Linked DNA regions of Homo sapiens: all the other regions are linked to region 1. The links are chromatin contacts, found by Hi-C or POLR2A ChIA-PET in ENCODE. All regions are on one chromosome and are shown on one strand. The core of a region is the stretch at or near the end of the contact, and the rest is flanking DNA. Distances in the headings are between cores, read along the strand shown. Region 1 has its middle 53 kb from the start of CDADC1. Region 2 holds the start of ARL11 (ARF like GTPase 11). Region 3 has its middle 21 kb from the start of ARL11.

The links. Hi-C counts contacts between places; a loop is a spot of excess contacts on that map. ChIA-PET counts read pairs that join two places held with the same protein, here RNA polymerase II (POLR2A). Pooled maps may share reads with other maps.
Region 2: a pooled map shows a loop between it and region 1 (3-fold over the local background). The contact joins the promoter of ARL11 here to the enhancer-like site in region 1. A Hi-C loop is called at or near these places in 11 of 168 maps with a recorded cell type or tissue (GM11168, GM12878, GM13976 and 8 more) and 6 of 50 pooled maps. POLR2A ChIA-PET finds 5 or more read pairs at or near these places in 4 of 52 experiments (H1, OCI-LY7, WTC11 and 1 more).
Region 3: a map of OCI-LY7 shows a loop between it and region 1 (14-fold over the local background). The contact joins two enhancer-like sites. A Hi-C loop is called at or near these places in 125 of 168 maps with a recorded cell type or tissue (A673, B cell, CD14-positive monocyte and 74 more), 37 of 37 single-sample maps with no recorded cell type and 50 of 50 pooled maps. POLR2A ChIA-PET finds 5 or more read pairs at or near these places in 9 of 52 experiments (B cell, HepG2, MCF 10A and 6 more).

The regions. Positions count from the first base shown.
Region 1 is chr13:49,298,495-49,303,372 of GRCh38, forward strand. No RefSeq gene overlaps it. Among named protein-coding and RNA genes, the nearest start is that of CDADC1, 53 kb to the left of the region's middle. RefSeq lists a silencer at 2,639-2,933. Within about 2 kb of position 2,882, at least 13 of the 41 ENCODE cell types and tissues checked have a DNase peak (open chromatin) inside an H3K27ac peak, as active enhancers do; they include CD14-positive monocyte, OCI-LY7, gastrocnemius medialis and 1 more, where a contact is called at or near this core.
Region 2 is chr13:49,625,705-49,630,582 of GRCh38, forward strand. ARL11 (ARF like GTPase 11) reads left to right here and starts at 2,803. Exons shown (of 2, transcript NM_138450.6): 1 at 2,803-2,911; 2 at 4,726-4,878. The coding sequence starts at 4,744. RefSeq lists an enhancer at 3,055-3,104.
Region 3 is chr13:49,605,270-49,610,147 of GRCh38, forward strand. No RefSeq gene overlaps it. Among named protein-coding and RNA genes, the nearest start is that of ARL11, 21 kb to the right of the region's middle. RefSeq lists an enhancer at 1,617-1,836. Within about 2 kb of position 1,927, at least 4 of the 41 ENCODE cell types and tissues checked have a DNase peak (open chromatin) inside an H3K27ac peak, as active enhancers do; they include CD14-positive monocyte, OCI-LY7 and thyroid gland, where a contact is called at or near this core.

The DNA.
Region 1 (4,878 bases), core at 1,632-4,131:
GCCCCCAAATCAAGAAAATGTGAATGCTGATGTAAAAAAGGAAGGTATTTGTTCAAACTGCCTGGCCAGTGTTTTTGAAGAAAACAGAGATCTCCAGAGACCCCTTTTTTGGTCCTAAGTAGCAAGCAAACAAGTTCATTAAATGTGTACTGTTTATTTGTGATGTCTCCAAGCAGAGTAGTTGGCTCTTGTTATATATCTGGGAGAATAATCAATGATTTATGCTTCTGACAGTCTTATCATAGCCATTTACATAATGGTCATGTGTATTTGTGACTTTAATACCCTCTGCATATAGCCTTAATTTTTAAATGGATTACACTGTTTTGCTGTTGTGACTTTGCTTGTTTAATCATAGCTAAGACTTTTCTGAAGTCAAATACTTTTTCCATTATCACAGTGAGGCGTTGGCAAAAAAGTGGGGGCTTGCTGGTTACACTTGCTGAAAATAAATCTTGCGTTTATTTGGACTCTCAAGATTGGAGCTCTGAATTCACATAGTCCAGTGTTTATGCACAGAGCACCACTGGCATTGCCATTGATTACGACTGGCATGACCACTGCCAGAGGTTTAGCAGCCCTGGCACACATCCACCAAATGCCATTTCAATCACTCAGAAATTTCTACAACAACAGAAGGCCCCCCACATGTTGGGATAGTGGGCTGCCCTTGCTTGAGCACAGCTGATCGATCCAACCACTGGTCAGCGGTTGCATCTCCTCTTCAACACTCCCCTAAAGGGACAGATCAGCCGGGCTCTGCTCCAGCATCCCCAGCGATGAAGAAGTCACCACCTCCTGAAGCCACATTGGCCTGTCCTCATTATTAACATGTTATTTTTATGGAGTAAACTCCTCCCCCATCACCCCCTCAGACCTTGTCTATAACACAGGCCTCTTTGTGTCTCCTCCCCTACAGGAATGCCCTGGAGTACTTGAAAGTAGCCATTGTGTTCCTGCTGTCCTGTGACAGCCTCCCACCTCTCCTGGAAACTTACTGTGTCATTGTAGCTAGGTTTGCATTTTACAGTGAAGCATTTTTTACTTCACCTCATTAAATGTTCACACTGTGAAGCAGGGATTAGCATTTCCACTGTACGGATAATGAAATGGAGTCTCAGGTTAAACGACTTACCCAAGGCTACACTGCTAACGATTGGCAGAGCCAGAACATGAATCTGCTCCAAATTCAATGCCTTTCATAATTTTCCCAATATGCACTTCATTTTTTTTTCTTTTCTTTTTGAGACAGAATGTCACTCCTATTGCCCAGGCTGGAGTGCAGTGGTGTGATCCCGACTCACTGTAGCCTCGACTTCTTGGGCTCAGGTGATCCTCTCAACTCAGCCTCCCGAGTAGCTGGGACTATAGGGGCACACCACCACACCTTGCTAATTTTTGTATTTTTTGTAGAGATGGAGTTTTGCCATGTTGCCCAGGTTGGTCTCAAACTCCTGAACTCAAGCAGTGTGCCCACCTCGGCCTCCCAGAGTGCTGGAATTACAGGCGTGAGCCACCGCGCCCGGCACAATATGCAATTCGTTTTGTCCAGCCTCTCCCTCTGATGTCTTCATTCTTCCCATTACAACTCCGCATGTCTCCTGTGGTGGAAGGCATCAGTGGCCCCAATTTTTCACCCTTCCCTTTCACATGTTTTGCCAGTTCCATCAGCAGGTGGAACTTGTTGGGGGACTTTGTTTTCAATAGAATAAGATGGAAATGTCCTCGTGTGAGTTTCGACATTAGGCTCAAGAAGCCTGTGTGTTTCCACTTTGCGTTTCTGCCATCACCAAACATCCGGAGCAGAGCCACCCCAGCTAGCCCAGCCGAGATTAGGTGACTCCCAGCCACCCCACAGACTTAGGAAGAAAACATTGGTTTTATTTAAGTTATTGCGTTTCAGGGGGCTGGTTATGCTGCAGTTGCTAAGCAATACATTTCTCCAACTTTCAAAAAGCTTCCCTTTCCCCACGGGGTTCCTTTCCCTTCATTACTTGGAAGCCTGTGCTAGCTTTCTCAACATCCTCCTCCTGTTTATTCCACAAACCACTGCTGCCTTTCTGCTCCCCCTCCCCATGGGAAGGTGCTCCCCAACTCCTAGTGGCCTAACCCTGCTTGGGCCCTGGGCCTTCAGTGTGCAGCATCAACTCGTCCTGAACCTCTCCTTTTTTGGCTTCATAACGCTTACCTCTTGTCGGCCTCGACCTGTTCTTGTGTTTCTTATCTCTCTCCTCTCCTCCCATGGCTCTTCCTGGGCCCTCTCACCTCTTTGCTTCCTCTCCAGGGCCCCCATCCTTTCCCAGGACCTCGAGGACCACCAAAGTGCTGACGACTGTTCCCAGCCTGCGTCTCTTCCCAGGTGCAGCTGTGTGTGCACGCCCCTAGACCGCTCCCCCGGGGGCCTGATTCACAGCAATGATCACCAGCACGTGAGGAAAGACTGGCGTAGGGGAGAGTGGCCAGGGTTCCCGCCAGAGAGGTGTTGCAGGAGTCCAGGCGAGAAGCGATGCGGCCCAACAGGGCATTAGGGTCACCAGAACCCCCTGTCTGGGCACCCATGCTTCTACCTGCAGAGCTGGAGTTTTGTTTGCAGACCTTAGTGTGGGACTTCACATTTATCCTTATTAAATCTAGGCATGGTCAGATTGCACCCAACACTGCAGCTTGTCCTACCGCTTGCTAATTTTGTTTCAGACACTAATTAGGCGTCGCTCTCAGAGACCAGGGTCACTCAGGCATTTGATCAATGTGTTACTTGTGTCCCATCCAAGTCATCGATAATGTTGAATAGAAAGGGCCCAGCAGGAACACAGTAAAGACTGTTACTTGTTTTAGCCACTAGAGGGCTGCATGTCCCAGAAATTGATGCAGGTGCTGCTTAGAAGTGAAACTAGGAAATGTGAGCACTGTTGGGTTCTATGGGGTTTGGAGTTTCCAGGGCGGGGGCGCAGAGGAGAGTGTAGCACACTGGGGAGCAGCAGATGGTTGTAGCATTCGTGGGCAAGGAGAGGGAGGAGTAGGGGGTTGGCAGAGACCACGAAGGGCCTTAGGAACACTTCTGGGGAGCAATAGGGAGCCATAGAAGGACTTTAAGCAGAGGCCACACGATCATATTTGCTTTTTTTTTTTTTTTTGAGACAGGGTCTCTCTCTGTCACCCAGGCTGCAGAGCAGTGACATGATCACGGCTTACTGCAGCCTTCACCTTTTGGACTCAAGTGATCCTCCTGCCTCAGATTCCTGAGTAGCTGGGATTACCGGTGTGCACCAACACACCTGGCTAATTTTTTATTTTTATTTTTGTAGAGACAGTTTCCAGGCTGGTTTCAAACTCCCGGGCTCAAGCGATCCTCCCACCTCAGCCTCCCAAAATGCTGGGATTACAGGCACTAGTCACTGCGCCCAGCCCCTATTTGCATCTTAAAGCAGTCACTCCAGCATCCGTGTGGAATGGAGGGAGGAAGAAGGGAATTGGATGGCTGCTGGTTGGTTCAGAATGAGAAATGATAAAGGTCTAAGGTGACATCTGAAGGGAATAAAGGAGGGGACAGAGGAATGTAAGTGAACTGAGCAGAATGAGGGCAGAGTGGCAGGGGACAGAATGGCAGGAGCCACCCAACAGGAGGGGAGGGGGAGGGAATGGGAGGGAAGGGAGGGTCACCTGGAAGATGTGAGGGGGCCAGGGAGTGAGGAGAGAAAGAGGAAAGTGAAATTGTGCTTTGTAAAGAATGAGTCGTACATTCACTCACGATAGAGCATTTATTATGTCGCAGACACTGGGCTAGACCCTGGGGATACATTCATGAGGGAAACAGACACTGCCCCTGCCCTGGAGTTTTGCACCCTAGTGGAGAGACAGCAGGTATTTGGGGCGGGAGGCTCCTGTGCTGGGCCTGGGAAGCCCAGAAGTGGGTATTTAAGCTGAGAGAGCAAGGATGAGAAGCAGCAGCCGGTGAAGAAAGCTGGGAAGACTATTCCCAGCAGAAGGAACGGTATCAGGGAAGGCCCTTTGGGAGGGATGGAAAAGCAGCCAGGCTTGCTGGACTTGTTGCAGGAGGAAGGCTCGGCCTGATCCTGTGTGCTTTAAGGACAGTGGTCAGGGCTTTGGGTTTGATTCTGTGCATCAAGGGAAGCCACTAGAGGGTTTGGGGGCAGGAGAGAACCATGACCAGATGCGACCTATGAAAAGATCACTTTGGATGCTTGCAGAGATGGGGTGCAGTCCAGGTGGGAGCCATGCAGATGCAGAGAGCTGCTCAGATGGGACACAAGTCTCAGAAGCAGAAATGCTGATGAATTGGCTGCAGGTGAGAGGCAGAGAGAACTCATGTGCCTTCCTGGGTTTCTGGCATGAACAACTGGGGGAATTTCAGGGGCATCAGCAGAGCTGGGGAAGCCAGGTGCAGGGAGTGACAGGAAGTCACATGCCATATTTTGAACTGTACCTTGGAGAGAGGGAGCCTGAGAGGCATCCAGCCAGCAGGTGAGTGCATGCATGAGCTTGGAGATTGCCGAAGTCGGCCCGGAGCCACAGAGGTGGGAGCCACGGTGGGGCACGCACAGACCACAGACCTGAAGCCTTGCAGGAAGACAGGGAGATGGAGAGGAGATGCGCAGGAGACTGAGTCCAGGCACAACGGTGCTCAGTGCTCGGCTCTGAGGTGGAGGAGGCTGAGCTGAGAGAGCACAGGAGGGTGAGGTTGCCTGGGCGACAGGAGAGGAGAGGGCCTGGAGAAGAGGCCACCAGCTCTGTCACCTGCTGCTGAGGGGTCAGATGAGCACAGGAAATCGCTACTGGATCTGGTGGCTCTGAGGCCCTGGATAGCCCTGGGAAGAGCATCTTCCAGGGAGGTGGGGAAGCCAGAGATGGGTGGGTTGT
Region 2 (4,878 bases), core at 1,553-4,052, 330 kb after region 1:
GGCCCAAACCTAGCCCTGGTGCTGCTCTGGGAACTGGGTCAGAGCAGCACCCCAGCTCCCCCACCCCCAGGAGCCCCTCAACCTTGGCCTGCTGTCATCCTCGTCCGGCCCCAATCTTCCTGCAAATCGGGCCCTTGCAGGATTCCTGCTGACTCAGCAGCTGGGCCCGGACAGGACTTAGTCCCAGCGTGAGCCGATCCCGCTGCAGTTTGGGCGAGAATGACAAGCCCTCCACCAGACGATTCTTTATTGCTCTGAGACTTCCCTGGGATAATTCCACCCCCAGGAGCACTCTATCTGTTTCTGTCTCCTCCCCACACACCCCCTGGCCTTGAAAAAGGATGATCACTGACCACAGGCACTGAAAAGAGCAAACCAAGAGCAGCATCAATACCCTCACACAGTGGTGCACATAACACACTTTGAGTTTCTGACTTTTCCTAATCAGTTCTTCCTGCTAAAATACAGTAGCTTAACAAAAACAATGACAACAACAATCTGGTGTTTGCCATTTACAAGGCACTTTCTGTGTGAGTAGCATGACATGGTAAAAGAGAAAGAGATGAATTATAAAACGCAGCAAGATCATGAGTCAATGATTCACCCTGTCCCAGCCTGCTTCTTTTTTTTTTTTTTTGAGACAGAGTCTTGCTCTGTCACCAGGCTGGAGTGCAGTGGCGCGATCTCAGCTCACTGCAACCTCCGCCTTCCGGGTTCAAGCGATTCTCCTGCCTCAGCCACCCGAGTAGCTGGGACTACAAGTGTGCGCCACCATGCCCAGCTAATTTTTGTATTTTTAGTAGAGATGGGGTTTCACCATGTTGGCCAGGATGGTCTCGATTTCTTGACCTTGTGATCTGCCCGCCTCGGCCTTCCAACCGAGCCTGCTTCTTTTCTTGTAAAATGGAAGAGTCATAACATCCAACTTGAGTCTTGATATTTTAATGAAATAATGCATGGGAAAGCAGAAAACAGCACAAAGATTACTGGTTATAAGAGCTAAATCACTGTGACTCCATATCCAAATTCAATACCTACTGAATCAGTGGTTTCTGACTAGTCAATTTTTTTTCTTTTTTTCTTTTTTTTTTTGAGACAGAGTCTCGGCTGGGTGCAGTGGCTCACACCTGTAATCCCAGCTCTTTGGGAGGCCGAGGCGGGCAGATCACTCGAGATTAGAAGCTGGAGACCAGCCTGGCCAACATGGCAAAACCCTGTCTCTACTGAAAATAAAAAAATTATCCAGGCATGGTAGCACGTGCCTGTAATCCCAGGTACTCGGGAGGCTGAGGTGGGAGAATTGCTTGAACCTAGGAGGCGGAGGTTGCAGTGAGCCGAGATTGTGCCATTGCACTCCAGCCTGGGCGCCAGAGCGAGACTCCATCTCAATTAAAAAAAAAAAATAGGAGAGAGACAGAGTCTCACTCTGTCTTCTAGGCTGGAGTGCAGTGCTGTGATCTCAGCTCACTGCAGCCTCCACCTCCTGGGCTCATGCAGTTCTTGGGCCTCAATCTCCCAAGTACCTGGAACTACAGGCACACATCACCATGCCTGGTTAATTTATTATTTTTTGTAGAGACGTGGTTTCACCATATTGGCCAGGCTGGTCTTGAACTCCTGAGCTTGAGCGATCCTCCTGCCTTGGCCTCCCAAAGTGCTGGGATTACAGGCATGAGCCCCCATGCCCGGCGACTAGCCAATTTTTTAAAAATTACATTTTCTAGAGGTGTCATTTTTACTGGGAAAAACACAGTGACACCATTCAAGAAAAAATTGAACGGTAACTTTAATCACTACATTAACACAATTTTAAAGGTTGATCTGCATCATACATACCTTTTAAAGAATGTTTTCATCATATGTAGACAGCTTTTTTTGTTTTTTGTTTTTGTTTTTGTTTTGAGGCAGAGTCTCGCTCTGTCACCAAGGCTGGAGTGCAGTGGTGTGATCTGGGCTCACTGCAACCTCCGCCTCCCGGGTTCATGCCATTCTCCTGCCTCAGCCTCCCAAATAGCTGGGCCTACAGGTAGGTGCCACCACGCCCAGCTAATTTTTGTATTTTTAGTAGAGACGGGGTTTCACCATGTTAGCCAGGCTGGTCTCGAACTCCTGACCTCGTGATCCACCCACCTCAGCCCCCCAAAATGTTGGGATTACAGGCCTGAGCCACCACGCCTGGCCATAGGCAGCTTTTAAAAGAACACATGTGCAGCCTGGCCATCATGGTGAAACCTGTCTTTATGAAAAATACAAAAATCAGCTGGGCATGGTGGCACCTGCCTATAATCCCACTTGCTTAGGAGGTTGAGGAGGGAGGATCGCTTGAGCCCTGGAGGCGGAGGCTGCTGTCCAGCCTGGGCGACAGAGCAAGACTCGGTCTCAAATAGAAAACAAAACAAAACAACAACAACAACAACAACAAACCATGTGTGATTCCAAGCAAATCAGAGAATCTCTAGCCACCAGAAAAACCTTGAGGCATGTACTGAAAGGAAGAGGTCAGAATTCTCTGCGAGGAGCTCAGAGGATCCTGAGGGAAGAGAGAAGGCGGCTGCGCTTGGACACAGCTCCGAGCTCGTGCTCCCTCCTTCAGGCACCCAAGTCTGAGTTGCTAAAAAATGGAGCTGTCACTGGGCCTTGCTCTGCCAGGACCTGCAGAGCCGGGGACCTCTCTGTGGCAAGCCCAGCAAGATGACTGCTCTGAGGCGCCCTAGGGCTGAGGGAGGGGCCGTGACACCAGCCCCGCCCCCCAGCCACCTGGGAAAAGGAAGCACAAAAAGGAGAAGCAGCAACGGCTGCTCTGCTTCCTTCCCATCTCGCTCTTGGGTCATGCCTGGCCAGCAGAAAGCAGCTCCATAGGGGAGGAGAGCCACGCAGGATCTCACAGCTGCAGTCTAATAGTAACACAGAGGTAATTTTAACTTTTTACTTTTCTACCCTTGGGAGTAGGGATGAGTAGAGGCTTACCTCCTTCCAGAGGCAGCTCATATCCCCCCACCCCCATTCCCGGAAGTTGAGATGTCTCTTCTCTGTTCCACGCAGGCATCGTCTAAGTTGGGAACAGGTCTTATGTCTTAAAATTTGGGATTCTTTAAAAACATATGTGGCTGGGCACAGTGGCTCACGCCTGTAATCCCAGCACTTTGGGAGGCCGGGCAGGTGGATAATTTGAGGTCAGGAGTTCAATACCAGCCAGGCCAACATGGTGAAACCTCGTCTCTAATATAAATACAAAAAGTAGCTGGGTGGTAGTAGTAGCTGTAATCCCAGGTACTCGGGAGGCTGAGGCAGGAGAATCCCTTGAACCTAGGAGGCGGAGGTTGCAGGGAGGCAGAGGTTGTGATGAGCCAAGATTGCACCACTGCACTCCAGTCTGGGTGACACAGTGAGACCCTGTCTCAAAACAACAACAAAAATGTGTGATGGCACATGCCCATAGTCCCAGCTACTGGGGAGGCTGAGGTGGGAGGATGGCTTGAGCCTGGGAAGTCGAGGCTGCAGTGAGCTGTGATCATGCCACTGCAGTCCAGCCTGGGCGACAGAGTGAGACCCTGTCTCAAAACAAAACAAAACAAAACAAAACAAAAAAACCCAAAAACAAACAAAAAAGCACATGTGGAGTGTTGTAGAAGTCATTGACCTTGGTAAGACAGTGGAGGAAACTGCTTTGCTCTGACTCATAAATTTGCCCCCAGTAAACAGTATTTATAAATAGCCCCAGTCAGGCACTGCATGAAGACATTTCAGTCAACGACAGACCACATATACAACGGTGGTCCCATAAGATTATAACAGAGCTGAAAAATTCCTATTTTTCAGCTTAGTGTTGTGGTGCAACCACTACCTTTTCTATGTTTAGATACACGAATACTTAGCACTGTGTTACAATAGCCTACAGTACCCATTACAGGAATGCTGTACCGGTGTGTAGCCCAGGAGCAATGGGCCATACCATATAGCCTAGGTGTGGAGTAGACTAGACCATCCACGTTTGTGTAATTACAATCTATGATTTTGTAAAATGATGAAATTGCCTAATGAAGCATTTCTCAGAATGTGTCCCCGTCATTAAGTGACACCTCACTGTGTTTCCAAGACATAGTACTGGTCCTTGGGAAGCTCTAAAGAGAGGTCACCGTGAGCTGAACCATCCTTCTCACTCTGTGCATGGAACCCAGCTTAGCTTCCATTTCAGCATTTAGGCTTATAGGAGGAGAAGAGGTTAGAAGCCACAGACCAGCAAGAATTGAAGACATCGTTCTGTAATTTCTACTGAACCAGCTCTGTCTGACTGGAACTTCATTTTGCCTCTTTGCTTTAACTCCTCAGGAATGTCTTCCAGGAGGCCCCTGATCTTCTCTGCTCAGGGACCACTCTTATCTGACCCAGAGACAGGTTAGCTGATGGTGACTCACACATCCTCACTTCCTTCAAAGCCCAGGCATCTGTTTAAAATCTGACCCTGTGAAGACTTTTCCTGTTTTGGAAAAACTCTTCCGTTGTTTGCCTGCACAGATTTGTGCTCCATTTTTAATTTCAATTTTTGTAGAGAAGGCGGGTCCTTGCTTTGTTGCCTCGGCTTGTTTGAAACTCCTGGGCTCAAGTGATCCTCCTGCCTTGGCCTCCCACAGTGCTGGGATTACAGGTGTGAGCCACTGCACCAGGATGGATTTGTCTTCCTTCAGAAGACAGTAGCTGATGTGTGCCCTGGCCTTTCTCCCCTAGGATTCAGCAGTGGCCACCATGGGTTCTGTGAATTCCAGAGGTCACAAGGCGGAAGCCCAGGTGGTGATGATGGGCCTGGACTCGGCGGGCAAGACCACGCTCCTTTACAAGCTGAAGGGCCACCAGCTGGTGGAGACCCTGCCCACTGTTGGT
Region 3 (4,878 bases), core at 677-3,176, 310 kb after region 1:
GTGTACAAATTTATGGGGTACATGTGAAATTTAGTTACATGTATATAATGTGGACTAATCAAGTCTCGTTTTTTTTGTTTTGCATTTTTTTTTGTTTGTTTTTTCTTTTTTTTGAGACAGGGTCTTGCTCATGGCTCATTGCAGCCTTGACCTCCCAGGCTTCAGCAATCCTCCTATCTCAGCTTCCCTGGTAGCTAGGACTATAAGTGCATGCCACTGTGCCTGGCTAATTTTTTTATTTTTTGTAAAGACGGAGTTTCACCATGTTGCATAGGCTGGTCTCTAACTCCTAAACTCAAACCATCTGCCCACCTGGGTCTCCCAAAGTGCTGAGATTACAGGTGTGAGCCACCATGCCTGGAAAGAAACTGAAATTTTGATAGGCTGAGTACCATACCTAATACCTCACAGTTAATAAATGGCAGAACTCAAACTCAAACCTAGGCAGTCCAACTCCAGAAACCATATTCTTTAAAAAGCTACTGTAACATGACTGATATTCCTTTTACTGAAGAAGAATATTTAAGCCTTTTTTAATTGTAAGAGGGGTATGATAATTATGGAACTTTAAGTAAATACAAACCCATCATTTTGGAGAAGATGATACTGAGATTTAGAGGCGGAATGTTCTACTGAAGGTTAAATCATTGCTGCCTATGTACCATACGATGTAAAGTAACATTTTTTTAAAGAGAATGCAATCTTGGCCGAGCGCAGTGGGCCTGTAATCCCAGCACTTTGAGAGGCCGAGGTGGGCGGACCACTTGAGGTCAGGAGTTCAAGACCAGCCTGGCCAATATGGTGAAACCCCGTCTCTACTAAAAATACAAAAATTAGGCCAGGCACGGTGGCTCACACCTGTAATCCCAGCACTTTGGAAGGTCAAGGCGGGTGGATCACCTGAGGTCAGGAGTTCAAGACCAGCCTGGCCAACATGGAGAAACCCCGTCTCTACTAAAAATACAAAAAAAAAATTAGCCAGGTGTGGTGGCACATGCCTGTAATCCCGGCTACTTGGGAGGCTGAGGCAGGAGAATCACTTGAACCTGGGAGGCGGAGGTTGCAGTGAGCCAAGATCATGCCATTGCACTCCAGCCTGGGCAACAAGAGTGAAACTCCGTCTCAAAAAAAAAAATTAGCCAGGCATGGTGGTGGGCGCCTGTAATCCCAGCTATTCGGGAGGCTGAGACAGGAAAATCACTTGAAACCAGGAGGTAGAGGCTTCAGTGAGCCAAGATCACACCACTGCACTCCAGCCTGGGGGACAGAGCAAGACTCTGTCTCAAAAATAAAAATAAAAATAAAAAAAAGAAAATACAATCTTCACAACTTAATAACTTATGTTATTCTTTCTAAAAATTAATTTCCTAAACCATGTAGTTTAATGTGATTTAATGTAGTTAAATACTAGCATTAAAACTTGTTTCTTGAAGGGCGCAGTGGCTCACACCTGTAATCCCAGCATTTTGGGAGGCTGAGGAGGGCAGATCGCCTGAAGTCAGGAGTTCGAGACCAGCCTGGCTAACATGGCGAAAACCCATCTTTAGTTAAAATACAAAAATTAGCTGGGTTTGGTGGTGCATGCCTGTAATCCCAGCTGCTCGGGAGGCTGAGGCACAAGAATTGCTTGAGCCCGGGAGATGGAGGTTGTAGTGAGCCGATATCGCACCACTGCACTCCAGCCTGGGCTACAGAGACTCTGTCAAAAAAAAAAGAAAAGAAAAGAAAAGCAGAAACTTGTTTCTTGATGAAGTTTGTTTTCCTGGGATCACACACAGATCTCCCACGGTGGTCCTTCTTGTTCTTTCTCCTTCTGCAAAGACCCTGGAAACCGCTTGTTGAAGATGGCGGGGCCACAGAATGAAAGGAGCCTTGGTCCCTGAGTCACGGCTTGGAGGAAAGCTTTATGGCGTTTAGGAACACTATTGTTTGTTGGTCCTGAAGAGGAAGTACTTCACAGAGCAAGCCTGCCACCATGTGGCGCGGGCCCAAACCTAGCATCAGTTAAAGGTTCATTCTCATTTACTTGGTTGCCTCTGGTTCACTTACTAACCAATCTAGATTTAATGCTGTCTAATAAGAAATTAATACCCAGGTGTATTCTATAGGTTTAAGTAGTTTTTAATTTCAAGATACATTTCTTCAATTCTGAAATTATTGCAATATTTCCAAACTGGCTACAGGAGTGACCACAACATTTATAATATGATCCAGGCACATTCACAAGAGGACTACTTCAGTGCATCACAAACATGGAAACAAACTCAGCAATTTGTAGGATTTATCTCAGTTCACTCAAAAGTTGGTCAATGAGCCAGATTAGAAGGCAGAATTCCGGCCAGGTGTGGTGGGTCATGCCTGTAATCACAGTGCTTTGGGAAGCTGAGGTGGGAGGATTGCTTGAGCCCAGGAATTTGAGACCAGCCTGGGCAACAGGGTGAGACCTTGTCGCTATAAAAAATAAAAAAATAAGAGGCAGAATTCCTTGGAATGGAAACAGGTAGTGTGAAGGACTGCCAAAAATGGATGAAAAACCCTCATGGAAGGAGAGTCAGAACTTAACAGTTTCCTAGAGTTTTAACACCGTATAAGCTCACTATGTTCTAGCATGCCAGGCTGACGTTTCCCAGAACTCTCTCTACATTTATCAAGACAGGAATGACATCGGAAGTTGTTTGCAAGACTATAGGTCTAGCAGGTGGCTAAGAGGAAGTCTGGTATTGCTGCTGCGTCTATTTTTATGTATTTATTCATTTATTTTTTAAGACGAAGTCTCACTCTGTTGCCCAGCCAGGAGTGCAGTGGTGCAATCTCAGCTCACTGCAACCTCCACCTCCTGGGTTCAAGCAATTCTCCCACCTCAGCCTCCTGACCACCTCCCAGGTTCAAGCAATTCTCCTGCCTCACCCTCCCGAGTAGCTGAGATTACAGGTGCGTGCCACCACACCTGGCTAATTTTGTATTTTTAATAGAGGGGTTTTACCATGTTGGCCAGGTTGGTGTCGAACTCTTGGCCTCAAGAGATCTGCCCACCTCAGCCTCCCAAAGAGCTGGGATTACAGGCATAAGCCACTGTGCCTGGCCTTGGTATAGCTGCTGCTTCTAACACTTGCTTCTAATGATTGGTGGGTGGAGGCAGCAGTACTCACATTCTGATACAGTTATTAAATGTTCCTTTTTTTCTTTGGTCCTATTACTACTTCTTTCTTTTTCTACCACTGCAAACTCTGAAATATCTATTACACATAAAATGTCAACTATAACTCACCTGATTTCACTGTAGAAAGCAATTAAAAGGGAAAAATTGTATTTACTTGAGGGTGAAAAAAAAAACCCACATCATCCTTTTCTTTATGTTCCTTTTTTACACTGATATATAAACTTGTTATTTCCACCTAACTAAATTGATTCATTTAATCCAGTGACTGTGGTTAAATTGAAAAAAGGTTTGAAAAGAGGGGGTGTCTATGGAAACCCAAACTTCTTCACACTCCAGCTTTTTCACTACCTTCTCACCTCCCCAGCTTCCACATTTTCGCAAGCATGGGTATATATGTCCCAAGGCTGTGGTTCCCAGGGGCCAAAAGTATATGAATAAGCCTATATTATGTAAACCTTTCATCTTTTAGGACATGCTGTGCCTTCCATTTAGAGCATTTATCATCTCCATTCTGATCACCATGTAACCAGATATGATGGGCCCAGTGATAGCTTCCCTAGAAGCCTCATCACTCCTTGTTCTAGAAAGGTCAGGTGCAGATGGCCTGACTCAGCCCAGCTCTAGAGACTGGGACACATCTCTGGTTCTTGTTCATTCTTCTCTTTGGCCTATGTGTTACAAATCAGCCTTCCTTATCATTGAAGTAGTATGTATGGGCTTAGGAAAGAGATCACTTCCTTTTTCTTAAAGAGCTCACCATATGGTCTAATCTAAACTAGCTCAGCAGGATTCTATAGTGGGATCTGAGGTTTTAGTGAAATTAAATGTGCTATTTAGATGAATATTGTCTAGATTCCCTATTTAAAGGAAAAATGGTTCCTTTCCATATAAAATAAATGTATTGTTTCTGTAAGAAATTTCTTACATTCTTTTCTCTAATCATCTCTTTGCAATATGTGATGGATATTGCTTTTTTTTTTTTAAGAGGCAAGGTCTTGCTCGCATGATCATAGCTCATGGTGGCCTCTACCTCCTGGGTTCAAGTGATCCTCCCACCTCAGCCTAGCTGAGACTACAGCCTACCTGGGACTACAGGTGTGTGCCACCATGCCTGACTAAAAAAAAAATTGTTTTTGTAGAGACAGGATCTCACTATGTTGCCCAGGCTGGTCTCAAACTCCTGGCTTCAAGCAATTCTCCTGTCTTGGCTTCCCAGAGTGCTGGGATTACAGGTGTGAGTCACTGTGCCTGGCCAAGTTATTGCTAAATATTAACTGAATTACAATTGATAAAAAATAATATCCCACTTATGTTCTAAAATATTCCAGACTAAAATATAACATCCTTAAATATTATTTGCTATTGTATACTAACCTTTACCTATGTAGCCAGATTTCACAAATCTTACAATATAAATTTTCCCCAAGTCTTCTCCATGAATTATATTCCTTTGTATATGAGGAAAAACAAATGGCAACTGCTGTTTCTTTGTATGTGCTCATAATTGAATTTAAGGGGTCCTCAAACTTATAAAGGATATCTGTCAAGAACCTAGAGAAAATATTACATTTAATGGTAAAACATTAGAAACATCACCACTGAAGTGATGTATGGATTTTTACAAAATATGGTCACAAATTCTTTGGCACCCCACCCATTGAGAGGTGGCATCTTTGTACCCTCCCTTTGAATTCGGATAGACTTAACGATTTGCTTGC